3 separate regions of the Mus musculus genome follow, and regions 1 and 3 are each linked to region 2. A link is a loop called in an ENCODE intact Hi-C map of the cell type or tissue named here. Cell type or tissue: left cerebral cortex. All regions are shown on one strand.

Evidence for each region. A loop is a pair of places that touch in the nucleus more often than their neighbours do. Peaks named below come from ENCODE experiments on the same cell type or tissue, not always from the same donor. Only the 100,000 strongest peaks of a DNase experiment are listed, where the experiment ranks them.
Region 1: a loop joins it to region 2, with 8 times the contacts of the local background. A loop is called at or near these places in 7 of 42 quality-filtered maps.
Region 3: it touches region 2 in a loop (3-fold over the local background); 6 of 42 quality-filtered maps call a loop at or near these places.

Annotation. Positions count from the first base shown.
Region 1 is chr6:49,394,374-49,402,373 of GRCm38, forward strand. It overlaps Stk31 (serine threonine kinase 31), which reads left to right and starts at 1,231. Exons shown (of 24, transcript NM_029916.2): 1 at 1,231-1,311; 2 at 3,688-3,734; 3 at 3,823-3,875. The coding sequence starts at 1,262. In left cerebral cortex, CTCF peaks have their summits at 110 (motif pointing right), 3,280 and 4,179 (motif pointing left); DNase peaks (open chromatin) are centred at 121, 1,125 and 4,209.
Region 2 is chr6:49,316,025-49,324,024 of GRCm38, forward strand. Ccdc126 (coiled-coil domain containing 126) reads left to right here and starts at 3,250. Exons shown (of 3, transcript NM_175098.6): 1 at 3,250-3,456. In left cerebral cortex, CTCF peaks have their summits at 3,077 and 3,278; DNase peaks (open chromatin) are centred at 3,196, 3,746, 4,040, 5,434 and 1 more place; H3K4me3 peaks cover 1,154 bases; H3K27ac peaks cover 612 bases.
Region 3 is chr6:49,224,977-49,232,976 of GRCm38, forward strand. No RefSeq gene overlaps it. Among named protein-coding and RNA genes, the nearest start is that of Igf2bp3, 14 kb to the left of the region's middle. In left cerebral cortex, CTCF peaks have their summits at 2,397 and 3,522; DNase peaks (open chromatin) are centred at 2,416 and 3,499.

The sequences.
Region 1 (8,000 bases), 78 kb after region 2:
CCTTGCAACTAGAATATATAAACTTTGATGGTGGTAATATAAATTAGAGTAGCTTCTTTGTTAAATAGTCTGGCAACTTCTTGTACACTCTTCTACCATTTAACCATCCACTAGGGGACATTAGCCCAAAAGAAATGAAAGGGTATGTCCACGGAAAGAATTGAAGGCCATAACAGCTTTATTTGAGAGAAGTCTAAAGTCAAAACAACCCTTCTACCCAGAAATGTAGAAAACCTGTTAGGCATCCACAGTGGACTAGTACCTGGGAAGTTACAAGCTGTTGATATATAGAAGAAAACAGGTGGAATTATCTTAAGATACCCATGCCATTTGAAAGAAGGCAAATAAAATGGTCTTTATGTGTGATTCTGTCAACAGTTTTAGAAAAAAAAAAAAAAAGAATTAACGTTCAGTTACAAGAAACAGAAAGGTACATAAGGAGGGCCAGTTAATGTAAACAACATGAAGAAACTTTTGAGGTTGATGGAAATGTTTTATTATGGGGATGACTTCAGTGATGTATAAAAATATTAAAATACTTTACACTTTAATATCTGTAGTCTATGCAAATTATACTTTAAGCTTTAGAAATTAAATGGAGGGCTCCTTGGTAGTGATCTTTCGTGAGGCCTTGGTTTTAATTCATTCCTTTGCAAAACAAAAGAACTAGATAGAGATGGTTTTTAGCTGTGCAATGTTTCCTCCAAGTGTAATAACTTGCCTATAACCCTATCCCATCCCAGTCCCCACCGATCCCTGCTGTCCCCTGCAATGTTTGATGTGGATGCGAAGTTTGGGGAGAAATATGTGTAAAGCTATTGATCTATAAAATGATATTGTCACTTATTACGGTATTCTTTTCTTTGGGAAAAGAATATCCAGTTTGTCCCAATTTTGGCTTTTAAAAAAAAAAAAGTTTAAATCTCGAGGTACAAATTAGGAAGACCCACGCAACTTCATGTCACGGTCTTACATCACTGGCGGGGTGTGGGGCGCCCTCCTATAAACTGACTGCACACAGGGCCAGGCTGCTGCTTTCGGGAGCAGAGCGGAGCGCGTGCGTGGACCGTGGGCGGCCTGGCTGCGCTCGAGGCCTTGAGGCCGGCCACCCACGTGACCAGGGCTGCGCTCCCTCCGCTATAGCGCAGCAGCACCTCGCGCATGCGCAGGCGCAGTGCGTGCCCTGAGGCGTGGAAGCTCGGCGGTAAGCGGCGCCAAGGGCTGGCCTGAGGGCTGGAGGGCTGAGGGTGGAGCGCCTGGTATGTGGGGCCAGCGGCTCTTTGCTGGGACGGCTGTGGCGCAAAGTGTAAGGTCAGTGGTAGTCTTTGGTGGCGAGGGCGACAGGGGCCGCTCCCAGGGTGTTCTTGTCCACGCTGCTGGCGTTTTAGGTCTGGGCTGAGGCCTACTTCCGGCGAGCTCGAAGGCGCCGCAGCTTCTCGGTGAGCTGCCCGCAGACCCACTGTGTGGACAAATCTTGGTGAGCTGCCCGCAGACCCACTGTGTGGACAAATCTCGGTGAGCTGCCCGCAGACCCACTGTGTGGACGACTTTCTTCCCCTCTGGCGACGTCTGTGGTTTTAGCCTTCCAGGCCCCCCAGAAAGCCAGCATCTTTACCTCACCTTGGCCCATTTCAAGGCGAGATTTGAATTCGCCGTCGTGCCCTCCACCTCTGCTTAAAGTCACTACAGTTCCTTGGCAAGTCTTTTAACAACGATTTAAAATAAGGCTAGAAAACCAGTTTCTTAAAACAAGTGGCAGGATTTCCAAAGTAAACTTTTAATTTTTTCTGTGCCCGTGACAGTGGTAACACATGTCTTAATCCTACTCCATTCGGGAGGCAGAGGCAGGCAGATCTTTGAGTTTGAGGCCAGCCTGGTCTACAGAGAGAGTTCAGGACAGCTACTGAGAAACCTGTCTTCAAAAAACCGAAAACAACCAAGAACCAACCAACCAACCAAGCAAACAATAGTGTTTTCCAGAGAAATATTCTTTCTCACTAAAAGACTCCATTTTTTAAAAAAAATTTTTTTCCATTTTTTATTAGGTATTTAGCTCGTTTACATTTCCAATGCTATCCCAAAAGTCCCCCATACCCACCCACCCCCACTCCCCTACCCACCCACTCCCCCTTTTTGGTCCTGGCGTTCCCCTGTACTGGGGCATATAAAGTTTGCAAGTCCAATGGGCCTCTCTTTGCAGTGATGGCCGACTAGGCCATCTTTTGATACATATGCAGCTAGAGACAAGAGCTCCGGGGTACTGCTTAGTTCATATTGTTGTTTCCATTTTTTTTTTTTAAAACAGCTTCTCCACAGCTGAATTTTAAAACTACTTTTTAAAGGATCCCAGATTTGAAGATGATTCAGTGATGTTATTTGAAAAAAAATTAAGCTAGACAAAATTTGCAAGTTTTAAATTCCTATAAATAAGCTCCATTATTTGCTGTGATGAGTTAATTACTCTTTTCATAGTTGAGAGCATTTGAAACCTTGATGTAGATTAGATGTTCTTGGATGATCTAAAAGCTCTCAAAAAATGAGTCTCAAACCATGGCATGTACCCTACGTTTTAAGGGCAGTTTTGTGAAAAATTGTTTTTCCCCTATTTATTGGAATGTGTAGAATTACCTTAAAGTTGAAGGACAAACCAATGCTCTAACCACACCCCCCAGCTTTGGAGGGTGGAGAGTGCGCCTATTTTGAGAATGAAATAAAATCAGTTGGAATTGAACAGTGAAGTAGATTACATATTTTATCATTTTAATTTATGAGTAGAAAGTGATTCCTGGATTTTTGAGAATCAAATCGTAAAGTAGTAGACACTTCTTTTGAAGTACTTTTTTTATGTAATAAACATGATTTTTGAAGTAATAGGCAAATTTGATATATTTCAGTTTTTAATTCTAGGGCATTTTAAAAAACAAAATAGCCAATAGCCACTCCCAGGCTAGCCACTCTCAGGCATTTTATTATTTATTTATTTTTTTATTTTATTGTGGAATTTTCTTGTTTGAGAGGTTTTTTTTTTTGTTGTTTTTTTTTTTTGTTTTTGTTTTTGTTTTTGTTGTTGTTAATATGGGTTTAGAGAGATGGCTCAGCAGTTAAGAGCATTGTTGATTTTCTAGAGGACTGGGTTCAATTCCTTTCCTCCATGTTGGCATTTGGGACTTGGGACAGCTTAGTTTTGTTAAACATTGAACTTTAGTTCTCTGGAAGCATCAACACAGCAGTTTACATGGCTGTAACTTTAGTCCCAGTGGATCTGAAGCCCACTTTTGTCCCCCTTCTGGCCTCAACATGCATTGCATGTACACAGATGTGCATTCAGGCAAGACACATACAACACACACACACACACACACACACACACACACACACACACACTGCATGTTGTTTCAAAATATTGATTTATATAAGTGATCAAAATCTGTTTGAGTTATCTTACTTGTAAATCTGTAAAGATTTGGCTAAAGATAATGATAGGGACAGAGATAATGTGTTTTGCCATTGAAAACTATAATATTTTCAGAACAAATACAAGAAACAGTCATGAGAAAACAGGAAGTTTTTAGTATAGAGTTTGAGTTTTGATAACCATCTTAGGGCAAATACTTTGAACATATGTGGTTTAGATTTTTTTCACTGTTAATGGATATAAAAACCTAATTCAAGGTATTGAATTGTTAGTTTTCCAGGACTTGTCCAAATGGATGAAGATACACATTACAATAAAGGTACTGGCATTAAATATTATTTGGGGGTATAATAACTAAATGATACTGATTAACTTCTAATTTGTTTTGCATTGTGATTTTATTTTAGTTGAAGATGTTGTTGGAAGTCATGTAGAAGATGCAGTAACATTTTGGGCCCAGGTAAATATAATATTGGTTGTTTTTTCTTTTCTACCTTCCTCTTATCAACTCAAGTGTTTTCCAACAAAAATAAAAATCTAATAATAAATGTGATTTTTGTTTTCATTCCCAGTACCTAATCTTGATTAAATCATATAACACAAGACATAATTACAAGACAGTTGATTGCAACATGCAGTTTTCCTATGTTGAAAAAAATGCTTACAATTGAATTAAACAAGAAAATTATCAAGATTGGAACTTCAGAGTCATGTTCAATGGGGTCAGAAAGCCACATGCTGTTGTATTTTTAAAGCTATAGCTCCACCTAGGGGTCTTTGTAAGATTGTTTCCTGAAAATTTAGGCTAAACACTTTTTAAAAAAATTACTTAACATCCAAAAAAACAACAAAAGCAGATCTTAGCTTTCTGGCCTGTGTGTGTCAGAAAGCTAAGTTCTGTCCTCTTTTTGTGCCTTTAACACATTCACAATACTTTCCTCATTTTTATTAGTTCTTTGAGGATTTTATTCAAAGTATTGTGGACATAGCCACCTCACACCCTTCTTCCCCTCAAAATAAAGTTTTGCTCTTGATCCTGTCGTGGACCAGTGTAGCATATGTGGGATCATAGTCCCTGCTGACACTGAAGGAATTGTAGGTAGCACCTTTCCAAGTTGGCCTACCTGTAAGTCACACGCAGGAATTTTGTGTTTTCCCGACTTTCTTGGTATACAAGTGAATAGTTCTGTTGATGGAGGTTTGGGGCAGTATAGTTTTAAAAACAACATTAATTACATTTAACTTATTAATTAGTTAAATACACCATATCTTTATAAAATAATCTTTTAGCATACTTCTGTTTTACATTTTTATTTTTTATTCTTTTATCATTTCATACAGTATATTCTGATTCTTTTATTCCCACTCCCAACTCCTAAATCCTCACCCACCTCCCTACCCACACAACTTCATGTTCCTTAAAACAAAATGAAAACCCATGGTGTTGAGTTTGTGTTGACTGAACCTGAGGCCTGATCCACAGTGTGATTGATGTATCCAGGATCCCTCCATTAAGGAATACTGATTTTCTCTTTCCCAGAAGCTATCAATTTTGAGTAGCTTCTTTGCTAGGGGTACCCACTTCCCCTTTTCCATGCTGGGGTTTGGGACAGCATTGTTTTGTTAGAAGTTATGTTGTGTGGAAGCTCAGATAATATGTCAAACATTGGACCATTTTGGATACACTTACACCATTTCAAAGAAACTTCTTGAAAGTTTCTAGCATATCAGGTGGTAGTAGATTGTAAAGGGAGTAAAGATAGGGAGAGGAAAAGCTTCTGTACTCTAGCCGCTGGCAGGTGACAAAGAAAACCCAGGTTTTGTTTGTTTGTTTGTTTAGTGATCTGCATTTTATTGTAAGATAAGTATATAATTCTGAAATCTGGAGAACTAATAAAGTGTGTCTTATTTCAATGATAGACTGCAAATCAGGAAAGTATATTCAGTTTTAAATACAAAGTAAGCAGGGTGTGATGGCACACCCCTTTTATCCCAGCATCTGGGAGGCAGAGGCAGGTGGATCTCCAAGGACAGCCAGGTCTACACAGATGTTTTCTCAACAAAACAAAACAGCATAACAGTATTAAACACCAAAGTTCTTGGGTTTCAGATGTTAAGAAGTGAATCTATAATGTACTGTTACTGATGAATTTTTGATTCTGCAAACTATACATGATGGGGGTAGGGAGAGGAAATTGTATTTAACTACACTTCCCATGGCTTGGAAACTCCTTTATAATGAAGTTAAGTGTACAGTGTATAAAGTAGAAGTTATATAAAGAGCTATAGAAGACTATGATTAAGAGTTCTTAAAACTACAGAAATATCGGCAGAATTTATGGTAAATTATATACTTACACACAAACTTTTTATTTTTAAAAATTATATGCATGTGTGTTTTGCTTGTGTTTATGTCTGTGTACAACTTCCGTACCTGGTGTCCATGGAGTTCAGAAGAGGGAATTGGATTCTCTGAAACTGGATTTATAGACAGTTGTGAGTTGCCCTGTTGGTGCTGGGAATTGAACCTGGTTCCTTTGGAAGAACAACCAGAACTCTTAACAGCTGATCCATTTCTCCAGTTGTACATACACTTTTTAAATGGTGCTCACATGTTGTAGATCTATGTGGGTCTGTATTCTATATTATTTAGCACATGTGCCACTTAGTGGTACCCCGCACTGAATGACAAATTATATATTTAAGGTTTTTATATAGGAACTATATGTGTACTAACTTAATACTTCCTAGGTTAGTGCTGTTACTGTAGAAATACAATGTGAATCCTATAAGTAATTATAGCTAGTTTTAGCAGCCACATTGGTGCAAGCAAAAGCAACAGGTAAAATAATTTTAATACATATATTTATTTAACTTAATATATCCAAAATACTGTTTCAAAATCTTATCAGCAAACTGTGCCTGGTAATTCCAGCTACTTGTGAGGCTGAAGCAAGAGGACCTTGAGTTTGCACCTGTCTTGAACACTTAGTCAGACCCTGTTCAATAAACAAGGACTGGGGATGTGGTTTAGTTATACAGTACTTGCCGAATGGAAAGGGGTTCCATTTCCAATGATAGAAGAAAGTGCATGCATGCAGTTGGTATAAAATATGAATAAGGCATTATTTATTTATTTAGGTTTTTAAAGGTTCTTTGTGTAGCTATGGCTGTCCTAGAACTCTGTAGACCAGACAGGTCTTAAACTCACAGCAATACACACTACAAAAAGTTAGAAAACATTCCTTAGATGAATGCAATAAAAAGATTAAAACTACTGTTGCTATTCCTATATATCTAATGCCTATCCCAAGATGCAAATCATAAAATCTTTTTGAGATGAGGTTGAGATGAGAGCAGAGACACATAAGTAGAGATTTGGAAATACAGAGGCAAATCAGGGTGAAGATCTATTGTTTGCTTCCTCAGCCTGATTTCTGCCACTTAAAAGAGAATACTACCAATTGAATGGTCTTGAGCAAGTTATTATTTACTTTTTTATTTATACTGTACCTTTTATTCATACTGTGTGTTCTCAAACACTTCCAACCTTTATAATCTGATAGATTAAAATTGTTATATCCTATATGCTCATGAAAACTGCCACTACTAATAACAACAATATTACTGAATATGTGCACTAGTAGAAATATTACCTAAGTAGCTTATTTAACTTTTTGGCTCCTCATCTATACTTTGGAGGTAAGTTATATTGTCATTGCTAAGTTGAGGACTAAATAAATGAAGTTTCAAAAAGTTGTAAAAACTTGCTCAAGGCCATTCAGTTGATAGTAATGGAACTGGAATGAAGTTTTGGTAATCTTCACAAATCTTAATGTATAATAATTATCTTATACTGCATTTATAGAAAAAAAATGTTCATTGCAGTATAATTTTAATAAATATAAACCATAAACCATTGAATATCAATTGCTAAATGAATGTAAAACCAGTCATGATACACCCAGACAATAGAATTGTAGGAAATTATTGTAAAGAAATCAGAATCCTTTTCTAAAAGAGCAGATCTCCAAGTTAAAACAACAGTACACACATCTAATCTCTAGCATAGTTCGCAAGGAACTACAAGCACTAGTGTTTATATGTAGGGAAAAATTGGGGGAACAGAAGGGTAGAAAGAATTATTAGTCATATTGTAAAATCCTTGGTACTGCTTGGATTTTGTATTACTTATCTATTTGGTATTTGTTTAATAACACACACAAACCCTAAAATTTAAGTAAATTACTGAGTAAAAAAAGATATTTTCTTTAACTAATATTAATTATTGCAACTCATAATGTTGTTTCTCAAGTCTTCATATACTTTATTATTCATCTGTTCAAGCAGCAGATGCTGTTGTATCACTATGTGCTAGGCACTGGAGCATGTACGGGAAATGAAAGATTAGTATAAGGTACACACCATATCTCTGAAGATCTTACCTTCTAAGCATATAAAACAAGTTATTCAGTAAATAATTAGCATTTCCAATGATGTTCAACAAGAGGGGACTAAAAGATGATAGAATTTAAGCTTGAAAGTGTCCTCAACAACAACTTGCTGGAATATATGAATTTTTACA
Region 2 (8,000 bases):
TTAAACCCGTTATGCAAACTTGCTAGCTTGCCAAATGCTATAGCCCAATGCCAGGTGTTTGCGGTTTTTGACTTTATAAACCCCTTATCCCTTGAGCTTGTCATCCACTCCTCTATCCCTGCTTGGGATACGAGTCGTCCCCAGTGCACTGGTCTTTCCCAAATAAACCTCTTTCAGTTTGCATCAAGACCGTTTTTCATGAGTGATGTGGGGTGTTGCCTCTCCTGAGTCAGAACATGGGGGAGTCCTTACATTGTGGGTCTTTCACAATCACAGCTCTCAGGAGCTGTACTGGCTAGTTTTGTGTCAACTTGACACAGCTGGAGTTATCACAGAGAAAGGAGCTTCAGTTGAGGAAATGCCTCCATGAGATCCAACTGTAAGGCATTTTCTCAATTAGTGACCAAGGGGGAAAGGCCCCTTGTGGGTGGGAGCATCTCTGGGCTGGTAGTCTTGGGTTCTATAAGAGAGCAGGCTGAGCAAGCCAGGTGAGGCAAGCCAGTAAAGAACATCCCTCCATGGCCTCTGCATCAGCTCCTGCTCCCTGACCTTCTTGAGTTCCAGTCCTGACTTCCTTTGGTGATGAACAGCAGCATGGAAGTATAAGCCGAATAAACCCTTTCCTCCCCAACTTGCTTCTTGATCATGATGTTTGTGCAGGAATAGAAACCCTGACTAAGACAGGAGCCTATGTGGGTTCTATGACAGTCAGTGCTTTGTACAGAGACTCCGTCTTTAAAAAATGTGAAGGCCAAGACCCAAGAGCCAGGATAAGGAAAGCACTCCCTTAGGCCAGCAGGGCCTCATCCCTAGAGGCAACAGATGGAAGATGGCCATACTCTTGCTGGCTACAATATCTAGAGAGCCAACTCTGTAACTTATCCTCCACCTGAGCGGTGGCTATTATTTCTTCAGTTTGCAGACCTTATAGGCATCCATGGTTTTACTGTGCACTATAGCCATTTGCCCCTGACTTAAGTTTAGAAATTATAAATTTCAGTATTGGCTGAACCTCTGTTTAAAACGTTGGTAAAGGTTTTGTTGCATGGTATACACACACACAAAGATAAATTCTATCAGTGCATTTACTTAGCTAAATATATATAAAACATTTAACATTTATAGTTGTACTGGCTGGTTTTGTGTATCAAGTTGACATAAGCTGGAGTTTTCACAGAGAAAGGAGCCTCCCTTGAAGAAATGCCTCTATGAGATCCACCTATAAGACATTTTCTCAATTAGTGATCGCAGGGGGCGGGGCGCATTGTGGGTGGTGCCATCCCTTGGCTGGTAGTCCTGGGTTCTTTAAGAGAGCAGGCTGAGCAAGCCAGGGGAAGCAAAGTGACATCCTTCCATCAGCTCCTGCCTTCTGACCTGCTTGAGTTCCAGTCCTGAATTCCTTTGGTGATGAGCAGCAATGTGGAAGTGTAAGATGAATAAACCCTTTCCTCCCCAACTTGCTTCTTGATCCTGATGTTTATGCAGGAATAGAAACCCCGACTAAGACAATAGTCAACAGATTAAAACCCTGGTTGATATCTACATTTTTTTCTTATGTAGCAAGTTTTCAGCATCTATGTGGTGGCTTGCTGTTACAGTACCTCCTAATTCAGACGAACTACATTGTAGATCCTCGAGGGTCATATATGTCTAGCAGCATTAGAGAGCACAGAACATTTGTGTCCAGATTATCCCATTTTGTGCATTGGTTACATGGGTTTTTTTTCTCCTTAGTTAGGGCCCTGGTTGGATCCCCCTTTCCTTCTCCTCCCCTCCTTCTACTGTGACGTGGAGGATCAAACTATCCTCATACAAGGTATTAATAAACCCCTACATGTGCTGGTGTTCTACAGATGGAACACTTTGTTTTGCCCTTGATTCTTTTTCTTGTGATTAAAATTCTTTGTACATTCTGAGTACAAGGCCTTTCTTGATTTATATATTTCAAGGGTCTCATTCCACTCTTAAGGCTTGTCTTTTGTTTGTTGCTGTTAAAACTGTCTTTCCCAGGCTGCATTTGATTTCCAGGTCCTCCTGTTTTGTTTGGTGTGTGTGTGTGTGTGTGTGTGTGTGTGTGTGTGTGTGTATGTATGTGTGAAAGAGCGACAGAGAGAGAGAGAGAGAGAAACACACAGAGAAAGACACAGAGACACAGAGAGAGAGACACACAGAGACACACACAGAGACACAGAGAGAGAGATGCACACAGAGAGGCACACAGAGAGAGGCACACACAGAGACATATACACACACAGATAGAGAGAGACAGAGGGAGAGAGAATTTTATGAGTATTGGTATTTTGCTTGCATATACCTTAGTGTACCAACTGTATTCCTGGTGAGGCCAGAGGAAGACTGTCAGATATCCAGAAATGGGGTGACAGATGGTTGTGAGCCACCATGTGGATTCTGGAAACTAAACCCGAGTGCTCTCTAAGCACAAGGGCTCAGCCATCTTTCCAGCCCAATTTGACTTTTTAACGTGTAATTTTGTGTGTGCTGAGCATTTAATCAGGGCCATATTCATGCTAGCCAAGTGTTCTACCACTAAGCTGCATACCAAGTCCCGAAGTACTTGATTTTTTAAAAATGTATTAACTTTGTTAAACTCTTATTAATTGTAATAATTTGTCTACAAGTTGTTTTGTATTTGTCATGTGTATACATATTTATACCATCCGTGACAAGAATATCTTTAAAACACTTTATTTGTATTCATGTAATTGTGTGTGAGTGTGCTGAGGTCTGCAGAGGCCAGAAGCAGATGGGATCCCTTGGAGCTGGAGTTCCAAGAGATTATGAACCTCTTGATGTGGGAGCTGGTAATTGAACTCTGGTCTTCTGGTCCCTCAGCAAACTGTCTGAACTTTTGAGCTAGGTCTCCAGTCCTCAGAAAAGGATAGTTTGTTTCTATTAGTCTTTAGTCCTTTTAGTTATTTTTTTATCCTATTTCCCTGAGTGAGGACCTTCAGGAGCACCATGGGGACATTGGACTCTCCAACACTAGGATGCCCTCTAGTGTCAGACAACAGCATTAGGGGTTTCTTTTCTAGTGGAAGGTAGATAGTAGGATGCTTCACCACTAGTGGCGAATAGGGTGCTGAGTTTTCTCTAGTAGCAATGCAGCTGCTGCGCCTCTTAGTTGCTAAGCAACCGCGTCGCCCTGAGCCCCTGGGCCAACAGCACGTGCTGTCTCTCCGCAAGGCGGGACTACATTCCCCACAATGCCGCGCGCAGTAGGCCCTGGCCGGAGAATGGGGGAAGGGTGGCCGGGAGGCGGAGCGGAAACCGGGAGTAGCGTCCCCGGGTGCCGAGCGCTCTCGGTCCTACCTCCGTCCTGGCCCGCAGGCTGTTGCGGCGCCGCTAACGCCCTCCCGTGGCGGGCTGTGGCTGTACTTCCAGTTTGTGAGCCCCGCGGCGGCGGCCCGCGTGATTGAAAGGAAACCAGCAGGCCAGGTCAGACGGAGGAGATTGGGGAGGCGGGAGGCGGTGTCCCTGCGGCCCCGGCTTTGCTACTTTGACAGCCTCGACCGCCGGGCCGGGCTCCGCGGTGCTCTGCGGGGATGGGCAGTCTCTGCGGCCGCGCTCATTTGTGCTCCACTCTTGACAGCTCAATTCTCTCGTTAGGAGAAGGACGTGAAATGCCCATTAAACCTGCCAAACTCTTCTCCTGGGAGGCTGGGGAGGAACTTTATCTGCTGTAGGTACAGGCGGTGGCAATTGAATGGCCAGGCAGCCAGGATTCGAACCCCTGGCGTCCCTCTGCCTGCTGCTTCATTCAGGCTAAGCAATGGCTCCAAGCCGATGTGTTTCATCCAGCAGATGGAGATCTCATACAGTTTTAAGTTGTTAGATTTATGGATAATAAGCTATTACACCTTGAGTTTTTCATTTGATGAAAAGATGTTTTGAATGTGATTCGAAGTGTGTGGACTTTTGGTTAATCACTAGGTTGTGTGTTCAGTTTATATTTTTACTTCTTACATGCAGAGAATTCCTTAAGATATGCTGGCTTCTTAATTTCCGCCCCTTTAAGATGGCTGAGAATGTTCTAAGGAAATTGATGACTCTGCTTTCCTGGGGATCAGCTCTGTATATAACTGTACAAGGACTCACCTCCCCCACCTCCCTAGCCTGGTCCCATAGGAAACCCTTAAAAGGAGATTAAAGGCTTTGTCCGTCAGATCCTTTGCAGCTTTGCCCTATGTCAACTTTCTGTACTGTTTCTAATGGTTCAGTCGTTTCTCTCCTCCCCACTCCCCTTCTCTCATTTTCTAGACAGGATTTCTCTGTGTAGCCCTGGCTGTCCTGGAACTCACTCAGTAGACCAGAAAACTATAAATCCCCTTACGCATTTATTCGTGACCAGGCTGGCCTCAAACTCAAGAGATCCTCCTGCCTCCGCCTCCCTAGTGCTGGGATTAAAGGTGTGCGCCACCATCACCTGACACCCACTTAGGATTTCTGTTCCCAGGTTATAGTTTTTGTCTGGAGACACATTGAGTGAATGCAGTAAATCTGATCAGGAACGACTTCAACGTGTTCAGGTTCTGTCAGTTGTTTTTACCCTTGCTTTCTCAATGTTATTGACATTGGGTTTTCAAGGAAAGCTTTATAAAACTTTAACTGAATTTCATTTTTATTTAACGTGTATGCCCTGTATGTACTATTTTGAGTCGAGACATGATGATTTATGTGACTGTGTGATATCTTTAGGGAAAGGGGAGCCTTCTAATGATTGCTAGAACAGTAGCAGTTAATAATTGTGGAAGGGGGCATACGCATGCAAACATTTCTGATTAACCTTAAAACGTGCGGCAGAAACACTCATTTTGAAGAAAATGTCTCTCCTTGGTGTTATGAGTGCAGTAGAGGAGAAGGTGAGAACCGCAGCCTTGGTTCTTGTCCTGTTCTGCCACCATCCGCATGACCTTAGCTCTGCTTTCTCTGCAGTTCTCCTTTCCCCGTGTCTACAGTAATGAACAGATCGATTCGTCTATCTCAGACTTCCAATGCTAAGGATCTTGGAACATCCATTTTACTATAGCGGAAAACTATAAATCCCCTTACACATTTATTCGTGTCCTTGTTCCCTGCCCTTTACGTTTTACAGTTCTTTCCTTCCACCCTGATAAAAAGGGATTCTCGTGGAAGAGCTAGGAAGCTGCAGAAATCATGATCCCTACCAACCAGCATCGGCTCTGCGAGCTGCGGCTCCTTTTCCTTCCATCCTAGTGGTCCTGGGTACCTCTTGCCTGTGCACTCTTAGCTTCTGGTCTCACTTCTCTAACCCGTTTTCATTTTTCCTTTTCATAAATTCATCTGCTTCAGCCATTGTTTTCTCTCTGGTCTCTTTATGTAGAAGGCCCCTGGCAGGGGTGCCCTGTGCTAGCCCGTTCATCTGGAAAGAGGTGTAGGGCCATATGACACAAGCTATGATTGGCTAAGGCTCTGAGCAGCTCAGCCTGTGACCGAAATATCTGATGCTGCATAATGTGGTTTTAGATTAAACACTCTCTACAGCACAGTGATAAAGCACTCTTCTTTTGATATAGTGCTTCCTGTTTTCAATCCCAGCCTTACTTTACCCCCACCCCTATCTCACCATAGCTCTGGCTGGACTGGAACTCGCTGTGTAGACTGGTCTTCAACTCACTGAGCTCTAACTGCTTCTGCCTGCCTCATGCTGGAATTAAAGCCCTGTGCCATCAGGCAAGAGTACTTTAGTGTACTTTATTCTCTCTCTCTCTCTCTTTTTTTTTTTTTTTTTTTTGGTTTTTTGAGACAGGGTTTCTCTGTATAGCCCTGGCTGTCCTGGAGCTCACTTTGTAGACCAGGCTGGCCTCGAACTCAGAAATCCGCCTGCCTCTGCCTCCTGAGTGCTGGAATTAAAGGCGTGCGCCACCACCACGCCCGGCTTTATTCTCTCTTTTAAGATCTATTTTTATAATTGTTACCGCTGTTGCTTCTCTTCCCCAAGATGCCATCTGAAAATGTTAAGATATCTCTGTGTCACCTTAGTAGGAACTCTTGTGTAGCTTTCTTCAAGGCAGTAGATTTTATTTATTTATTTTTCAACCTTTAGTTCTTAGCACTGTGGATTGAACTCAGTAGCTACATACCCCCAGGCCTAAGCATCTTCAAGTTTAGGCCTAATTATAGAGTTGGTAGCTGTTGCCTGTGTTAATTCTTTTCCACCAGATATTTGCTTCAGGCAGTATTATGTAGAGAAAATATTTTAGGAATGGACAGTTTCCAGAAATTCCATTCCAGGGCCAAGTCTGGTGTGTGTGTGTCTGTGTGTGTAGGGCTTAGTTCTGCATCTTGCATTGGAGAGAGCTATGTGTACTTCTGACTGTTGGTGAACATACCATATCTTTTTTATACTCTACATATGCCTCTATGGCTGTGAAGTCCTTTGGAGACAACAGGCGGGTGTGATGCTTATAGCACCTTAGGCTGAGTGCCGGCAGCTCTGCTTTTGGCTGCTGCTGCCGCTGCCACCTCTGTTAGATATTATTCATAACAGCACAGAATGTAGCACTGAATCAAGGTGAAATGGGTTTTGAATGAGAGATTTGAAGGTAGGATTAGCCATCTGTTAATGTTTTTAACATTACAGTTGCTATTACAATGCTTTCGTTAAAAAAATATGGAAATACTTTGTAACGGGCAGTTTAAAAGGAACTTGTTTTTAAAAATACTTTTAAAAACTGAAACTCAGCAAGAAATCTTTATCTGTAGATTTCATGGACATGCCTGCATGCCTGTATGTAGAAATAAATGTACCCAGAAAAAGTGCAAAATAGTCTGTAGTCTGTACATTTTTCTCTGATGATTTCTGCTTTATTTTTTAAAACATTGCTAATTGCAAATGATCTGTTTTGTTCCCTGCTTTTGGGAAGCAGTGGGGCCCTGAGCTGAGAGTTAGGATGTTTTGAATGTCCTGACTCTGTGCTCTTCTTCCTTCTTTTCTATAATTCTAGTTTAAGTATTTCGTGGTTAGTTGTCTTTCTTTTGTTCTAGCAATAAAGCTGGCCTAACAGGTTTATCTTTTGGTTTGGGGCTAGGGAGAAACCACTGAAATGTTGCTTAACTACTTGGCTATTTGCATGGCATACTGCTTGGTGAGATGTGTGAGAGAGAGCTTTGAACACTGCAGTCTTTTAAAGCAGCAGTTCTCAACCTGGGGCTTGTGACCTCCAGAAGGGTAGCATATCAGTTGTTTACATTATGAGTCATAACAGTAGCAAGGTTACAGTTATGAAGTAACAATACAATAATCTTACGGTTGGGGGTCACCACAACATGAGAATTGTATTAAAGGGTTGCAGCATTAGGAAGGTTGAGAATCACAGCTTTAAAGTTTTTTGTTTGTTTGTTTTTGTTGTTTTAAAGTCAGGGTCTCATTGTGTAGCCCTGGCTGCCCTCAAACTCAGATCTTGCTCCTGTCTCTTGAGTACTGGATACAGGCATGCGCCACTATACCTGCCTCCTGTAAAGATTTTATAAGTTGGAGTGTCAATAATAAACCCTGTAACAAATAGAGAAATTTAGAAAAAAACTTCTGCCAGTCTTTGCTGTCTGATGTCTGTACTCCTTAGGGAATGTATTTTTCAGAGTTTGACACATTGTGCTTAAAATACCTCGTAACAGGTTTTTCTCTGTTAACATTCTTGGAATTGTTCCCTAGACTTTGTTTTGCACCCCACTTCCTCTTAATCCTCTTCCTATTAGAAAATACAAGTTCAGTGCTTTCCTGTTTGTAAAGATCATCACATCAGGTCATTATTGATCCTGTATGTTACACAGATAGCCTGACAAGCTCCTAAGAAATGGGACATTAGGCCTTTCTTTGCCTGGGGTTTCTTTGCTATTTGTGAGGGGAAATGTCTTTTTTCTATCAGAGGTGGACAACTTACTGAGGGCCAAAATTCTGCAAATCTCCCACACCTCTCATCTCTCCCACCTTGTGAAATTTTTATGCAAATCGTTTACTT
Region 3 (8,000 bases), 91 kb before region 2:
AATGTCTGCCTAATGGAAAGCCCTGACTCTGCCCACCTCGCACCATCAGACGTGAAGAGCTAGGGGAGGGAGAGGGTCCCATGATGTCAGCTCATGGCTCAAGCAGCTTGCTTCTGTGCACGGCTGTCTCAGTCTGAGGGCCAAGGGATGAGCTTTGCAAACAGCTGCCTTGCACACACTTGGTGGTGAGCTAAGCCAGTCCTCGCCACATCAAATGGCAAGACATGTAATGTTTAGATTTAGCCCTATTGTGGCCCTGGGTTTTAATTTACTCTTGCTTGACTCTCCTTGCAAGGTGTGGGAGGAGTGGGGGGATGTGGGTTGCTATTTATGTGTGTGTCTGTGCATGTGTGTCTGTGGGTGTGTGTCTGTGTCCAGAGCATGGTTCAGATTCTCCCCTTTAGTCCCTTCTAGGGATTTAGTTGGACGACACTTGGTAGACACACTGGGAGATGGTGGGCACTGGCTATGAGTGCTCCTGGCTTCTCAACCCTGACTAGAGACATGAATTGAAGTGATCCAGGCTGGTGACTCAAGCCTTGGCTGTGCCTCTTTTGGAAGGGATCGTCTATAACTTCATTTACCCATAAATCGTCAGGCCCCCCTCAGCTGTCAGCGCAGCCTGGATGCCTGTGTTCTGTGGCTGTGGCTGGCCCCTTCGTGACCCTAGGTGTATCCTTTTCCCCACCTCCTGTGCCTTTGTTTACACGGCTGTAAAAAGAGTTAAACGATTTATACAACCCCCTCTCTATCTTTATTACAGTGCAAGGCCACTGAGTAGCCTTCAGCAAATATTTGTGGAATTCTGAACTAAAATGGGGACTGTCAATGATGCTATTGGGCCACTGCACTTGGAGGAGGGTTTATGGACACTGCACAGTGCCGTGCCTGGAAATACTAGTCCCTATAAAACCTTAAAATATTCACAGGTGGAAACAACAGCCACATCGCTCCCAATAAATCCCAGTTCACAGGACTGTGGATGTCCCTACAGGCAGAGCGCTTTGTCTGCCTGGCCATACAGCAAGGCTAGGTCCAAGCCCCAGAAGACAGGGACAGAAAACAGGATTTGTTTTTCCCTCATTTTAAATAAATGAGAAAGAAATGGCTCTTGGATCACTCACTTTGTGCCATCAAGACATTTTATAGAATGTCCTAAATGCAAGAAGCCGGGCGTGGTGGCACACGCCTTTAATCCCAGCACTCGGGAGGCAGAGGCAGGCGGATTTCTGAGTTCGAGGCCAGCCTGGTCTACAGAGTGAGTTCCAGGATAGCCAGGGCTACACAGAGAAACCCTGTCTCGAAAAACCAAAAAAAAAAAAAAAAAAAAAAAAGCAAGAGAGGAAGGAGCTCCTACGGGTTGTTGCCACGGAGCAGCAGAGCTCAAGGATAGAGAGGGAGGCAGACTCTTGTGAGGAAGTGAGAGGGATGGAAATGGTCCCTGAGAAGTGTCCTTCCCTGGTGCCAGCCACTCTCACAGACCACGGTCCTGACAAGTCCATAGGATGTCTTCACTCTCTAAGAAAAACAACTCGTCTTCATAGAAGAGCTCCCTCTGTGCCTCTTTGTATTTCAAAAGTAAATCATTACCATAAAACAATTTATAGAGTGAAGATAAAAGCACTCGATGCATCAAATATCAAATGACGGTCAATCGCGTGGATGTTTAGTACCTACTATGTTTAACATTGCTTTTCTGCTTCCATTACATGTTTGTTTGGTTTGGTTTTTCAAGACAGGGTTTCTCTGTGTGATCCTAACTGTCCTGGAACTTGCTCTGTAGACCAGGCTGGCCTTCTGAGAACTCAGAAATCCACTACCTCTGCCTGCTCGCACTAGGGTTAAAGGCGTACACCACCACCACCTGGGTTTCCATTAGGTTCCTAAAGACATCTCTACATGTGTATCTTAACTCTGTAGAAAATAAGTATAGATCATTACAAAAACAAAACAAAACAAAAAAACAAACAAAAACCCATAACCCGTTGAAACCAGTTAGAAGATATTCTAGCCAAAACAAAACACAATTTACTTGTTTTTGGTTTTGTTTTATTTTGTTATATTTAGACTGTAGGTATCAAACTTAAAACATTGCAGTGCTCACCACAGGCACCTCTGTTCATCCTTGCTGTTTTCTTAAGTATGACGTAAGAATTGTTAAAAACAGATACAGAAAATTCCTCTGTGAGTCAGTGAGTAGCTCTGGCTTACCCCTTACCCCCCCCCCGGCCCCCATAAACGGAAACACCCATTCGAGCTGCATTTAAGAGTAAAGACATTTTATGTAGAATTAAAGAATTTCGACATAGTGAAACTTGTGATCTGTTTTACGAATGGAGCCTTTGAGAACTGCCAAAGGAAGGGGACTAGCCGGGTGCTGTGAAGGAGGAGATCCTGCAGGGGGCCTCAGAACAGGGATGAGTGCAGTCGGAAGGGCTCCGAGAGGCGTCCAGGGCACGGAACCCAGGTAATTCGTTCTCAAGACAGCAGGCGACCTTGTTAGAGTAAAACAGGCAGCTTAGGGGCTATTTCTTTTTTCTCACTTAAAACTAAATGGGGGAAAAAACAAAATATTGGAATTTATCGAAAATACTTTAACTGCAGGTTCCACCTATGATGTTTAACATGTTTAGAGGGACTTAAATTTTCAGAGTTTAGGCAGGCTGAGAGGAGATTTCGTTAACACAGATTTTATTATGCAAATGATTTTATTATGCAACAAACCGGTAAATTAGTAGAAAAGCTTAATTAGTTTATAGTTCCAAATGCCAAGAAAAAAGAAAACACTTGGCTCTGCTAACTTGGAGTTATCAGCAACACAAACAGAAAAAACAAAAATTATAAACCTTTTATTCCACTTCAGAAATTTAAATACTTTGCTATTTATTTTTTGCTAGTTTGTTTTGAGACTGGATCTTGCTATATAGCCTTTTACATGTAATTTGTAAGAGAGGAGGCAATATCATCTAAAATTAGAACTAGTAATTTAAAAATACAACAACCAAACTTATATTCACTTCTCCTTAATTTTTTAGAGCTGTTAATTTTTGAGTTGCTAGACATTTTAAATGGAAAAAACTTTCAAATTCCTAACACAATCAAAGGCAGACAGACGGTGCACCTGCAACTCAGCACTCCTCTCTTTATTATTTTTATTTTGTGTCATGAAGGACTGTAAAGCCAATTAAAGCATCGGTACTGCACAGTCTATGCTTGTAGCAGTGCCTCTGCGAGCCGTCCCCTGAGCCTTGGCTGTCTCACCTACTTCACAGGGAAGTAAATTCCAGGAGAGAGTTTTTTTCATCTATGTCCGTAACTACTAATCTCCCAGGACTTTAAATGCTGCTTCATACAAATGTTTGTTGAATGGACGTGTGATGCTATTTAGTAACCAGCCTGCAGTGTATAAATTTTCATTAAAAATAGTTGACTACCTAATTGTTGTTCAAGTCTGACAAGTGCATACTCCCCTGCCCTCTAGAAGGTACTGGTGCCTTTTAAAGTGCAAGCCACATGGTGGCGCATGTCTGTAGCCCCAGATCCTCCGGAGACTGAATGACCAGGATCTCCTCTGCATTAGAGTTTGAACCAAATAGGAAACCTGGACTGGTGTATGTATGGGGGTGAGGGGGTGTATTTTTCCCTTGAGATTCCTTTAAATATCCTACCTTGAAAGGGTAGAATTGAGAATACAGACAGACCAACATTTTTCAAACTCAAAATATACTTCGTATTATATTTTCTAAGGATATGGAAAACCTTAGTCCTAATTTCAGATCAGTGCAGTGGGACCACAGAACATCACAATCTTTCATCATTTCCCACAATGCCTTCCAAGGCCTGAGGTCGGACCTGAACTGAAAGGCGGTGGCTCAGTGTGGCAGAACTCAGCACACTCAGATGAATGCAAAGATACACTTGTTTGCTTTCAAGTCTACGGTTCTCTCTCTGCTGTCATCAAAAACATTTGTGATGTAGAGTTACTTATTCAACAAATATTTGTATCCCCAAGTGTAGCACCATTGGGAGTAAGAAATGAAAACATAAGGTATGGTCGCACCCTGTGGCTTACAAGGAAGCACTCGGCCATGTGTGTTATCCTTAAAAACATCAGTGATGTGCCCAAGAGACCCTTAGATGTCTCTAAGGACCCATATTAAAGCTTTCGTTTGGAGGACTTATCTAAATCCCCTCTCTCCCTCTCTCTCTCTCTCTCTCTCTCTCTCTCTCTCTCACACACACACACACACACACACACAGAGTTGTGAGGGGAGTGTATATGGTAGATGGTGGGGGAGCACACCAGTGTGACCATGGAGCTCATAGAAGGGACTGTGTCCCTTGGAGGTACAAGCTTTGGGGGAGACACCTGGTCTATGGATGCTGGTCCTCATGATGCCACAGGAAACTCAGTTACCACCTAAAGGAACACACACACACACACACACACACACACACACACACACTGCATCTGGATTGATAGTCTACTTTCTAACTTTTTTTTTAAGATTTATATATTTTATGTATATGGGTACACTGTCTTCAGGCACACCCGAAGAGAGCATCGGATTCCATTATGATGATTGTGAGCCACCATGTGGTTGCTGGGAACTGAGCTCAGTACCTTTAGGAAGAGCAGTCAGTGCTCTTAACAGCTGAGCCATCTCTCCACCCCCTCCTTTCTAACTTTAAATGCAGAATCTGGTGGACAAGTTCACACGTTTCCTGTTTCCTGCCAGCAGTTTTGAGCCTCAATCACAGACCCTTGGATTTCAGCTCTCCAGACTGCCCGTCATTAAACGGTGCCCTTGAGGAAATCAACCACCTATCTGTCACCTTTCCCAAGATTTTTGTTTGCTTTGTGTTGTGCTGAGTAAAACTCCACATCCAGGCCTTATAGAACACAGGTAGAACACTGGAGGGAAGCTCTGCTTCCTGCCTGGCGTTGGCGATTTGATAGCATCTCCCAGGGTCACAGATGGCACTCTGGAGAGCTCTTTCTGGCTGCTGATTGAACACCATACTACAGAGGGGTGTGGTGATAGCTGGGAGCAGAGCCTTCCCCTCTTCCCCTCTCCTTTCCCTCTCCTTCCCCTCTTCCCTCCCTAAATCAAAGCTTGTTTTGCATCTGTTGCTTCCCTGGTAACACAAGTGGAGTAGATTCACCTTGGCAGTCAGCATATTAAAGCAATGCATAGGAATTTTTTTTATTTTTTTATTACATATTTTCCTCAATTATATTTCCAATGCTATCCCAAAAGTCCCCCATACCCTCCCCCCCACTTCCCTACCCACTCATTCCCATTTTTTTTTTTTTTGGCCCTGGCATTCCCCTGTACTGGAGCATATACAGTTTGCGTGTCCAATGGGCCTCTCTTTCCAGTGATGGCCGACTAGGCCATCTTTTGATACATATGCAGCTAGAGTCAAGAGCTGCGGGGTACTGGTTAGTTCATAATGTTGTTCCACCTATAGGGTTGCAGATCCCTTTAGCTCCTTGGGTACTTTCTCTAGCTCCTCAATTGGGAGCCCTGTGATCCATCCAATAGCTGACTGTGAGCATCCACTTCTGTGTTTGCTAGGCCCTGGCATAGTCTCACAAGAGACAGCTACATCTGGGTCCTTTCGATAAAATCTTGCTAGTGTATGCAATGGTGTCAGCGTTTGGAAGCTGATTATGGGGTGGATCCCTGGATATGGCAGTCTCTACATGGTCCATCCTTTCGTCTCAGCTCCAAACTTTGTCTCTGTAACTCCTTCCATGGGTGTTTTGTTCCCAATTCTAAGGAGGGGCATAGTGTCCACACTTCAGTCTTCATTCTTGAATTTCATGTGTTTAGCAAATTGTATCTTATATCTTGGGTATCCTAGGTTTTGGGTTAATATCCACTTATCAGCGAGTACATATTGTGTGAGTTCCTTTGTGAATGTGTTACCTCACTCAGGATGATGCCCTCCAGGTCCATCCATTTGGCTAGGAATTTCATAAATTCATTCTTTTTAATAGCTGAGTACTACTCCATTGTGTAGATGTACCACATTTTCTGTATCCATTCCTCTGTTGAGGGGCATCTGGGTTCTTTCCAGCTTCTGGCTATTATAAATAAGGCTGCTATGAACATAGTGGAGCATGTGTCCTTCTTACCGGTTGGGACATCTTCTGGATATATGCCCTGCATAGGAATTATTACGTCAGCCACTGTCACTTTACTTGCTCTGTTTTTGGGTTTTGCTTTGGTTTGGTTTTTAGACAGGGTTTGACTATGTGGCCCTGAATTCTCAGTGAATCCTCCTGCCGCACGCACTACCTCCAAGTCCTGAGAATATGAGTTGGTGCCACTGTACCGAGTTAACCCAGTCCTGTTTCAATAGAATTCTTTTCCTTTCTGCAAGGCTAGAGAGAAAATCAGAGCCTTGTCCATACTAGACAAGTGTTCTACCTCTGAACACCTCTCCAGCTGCTGGAGTAGTCTTACTATCTGCTGTGGAGAAAACACATTACATTGGATGAAATGTCGCTCACAAATACAGTAGTGGACATTTTTCTGTATTATTTATTTGCCTGTATGGGGTGCCCGTGTTGGACTGTCTTTGAGAATCTACACCAATATAACCAGTGTAGCTGGCCAGCTTGCTCCAGAAATCCCGATCACTACCTTCTCAGTTCAGGAACTGCAAGTAACCGCTACATCCTGGTGTTTAATTGGTGCTAGGGATCTGAACTCCAGTCCCTTGGGCTCTAATGCCCAGTTCTGATCTCCATGAGTACCAAGCACATGTGTGATACACACACATGCTCGCACACACACACACACACACACACACACACACAAACATAAAATAAATGAATCAGGAAAAATTACCTCACAGTGAGACAACAAACAAACAAATTTCTAGAAGAATCCTGAAGTTGGATAGGTCGAGAAGAAGAGAGCTTTAAGATCACTTTTTTTTTTTCCTGAGACAAGATTTCTCTGTGTAGCACTGGCTGTCCTGGAACTGTCTCTGTAGACCAAGCTGTCCTCGAACTCAGTGATCCACTTGCCTCTGCCTCCCTAGTGCTGGGATTAAAGGTGAGTGCCATCACACCCAGCTAGAACTTTTTTTTTAATTGCCATATATTTGTATATATTTTTAGGTAAGGATGGTGGCTTGGTTTGTGGGTACACTGTGCAGTGACTGACTCTGGGTGGTCAGCATGTGCTTTTTACTGTTTTGAGACAGGGCCATGCTGCTCCTCAAGCAGCCGTGCTGCTGTAGCCACTCACACAGCTGGGGCTATTGGCATGTGCCACTGTGCCCAAAGAGTCTCTGAACTTGCCATTCTTTATGATGAACCCATCCAAGTCCTCTTCTAGTGTCTTGCTAGGGGTGGGAGGAGGGTGAACTCTAGTCCTCCCAAATGTTAGGCAGATGTTCTAGCGTTAAGCTGTGTCTCTAACCCTATAACAATGATTTAAAACAACTTGTTTAGATTTATTTATATGTATGAATGTTTTGACTACATATATGTCTGTGTACTGTGTTCATACCATACCTGGTGCCCACAGGAGTCTGTGACAGGTTGGATGAGAATGCCCAGTGCTCTTACCCACTGAGCCATCTCACCAGCCCCAGTCGGTGTTCTTAACTGCGGAGTCATCTCTCCAGCCCCCTATTTAAATTCTTAATCCTCAGTTGGTGAACTTTTTAGGAATGATTAGTGGGGTGGCCTTCTTGGAGGAGGTGCGTCACTCTGTTTCTCTCTCTGCCTTATGCCTGCACATCAGGGTACTCAGTAGCTCTCAGGTACTGCTAAAGCACCATACCTGCCTGATGATGGAATGATCTACCAAAACTGTAAGTGAGCCTGGCGTGGTGGCGCACACCTTTAATCCCAGCACTTGGGAGGCAGAGGCAGGCGGATTTCTGAGTTCGAGGCCAGCGTGGTCTACAAAGTGAGTTCCAGGACAGCCAGAGCTATACAGAGAAACCCTGTCTCAAACAAAAACAAAAACAAA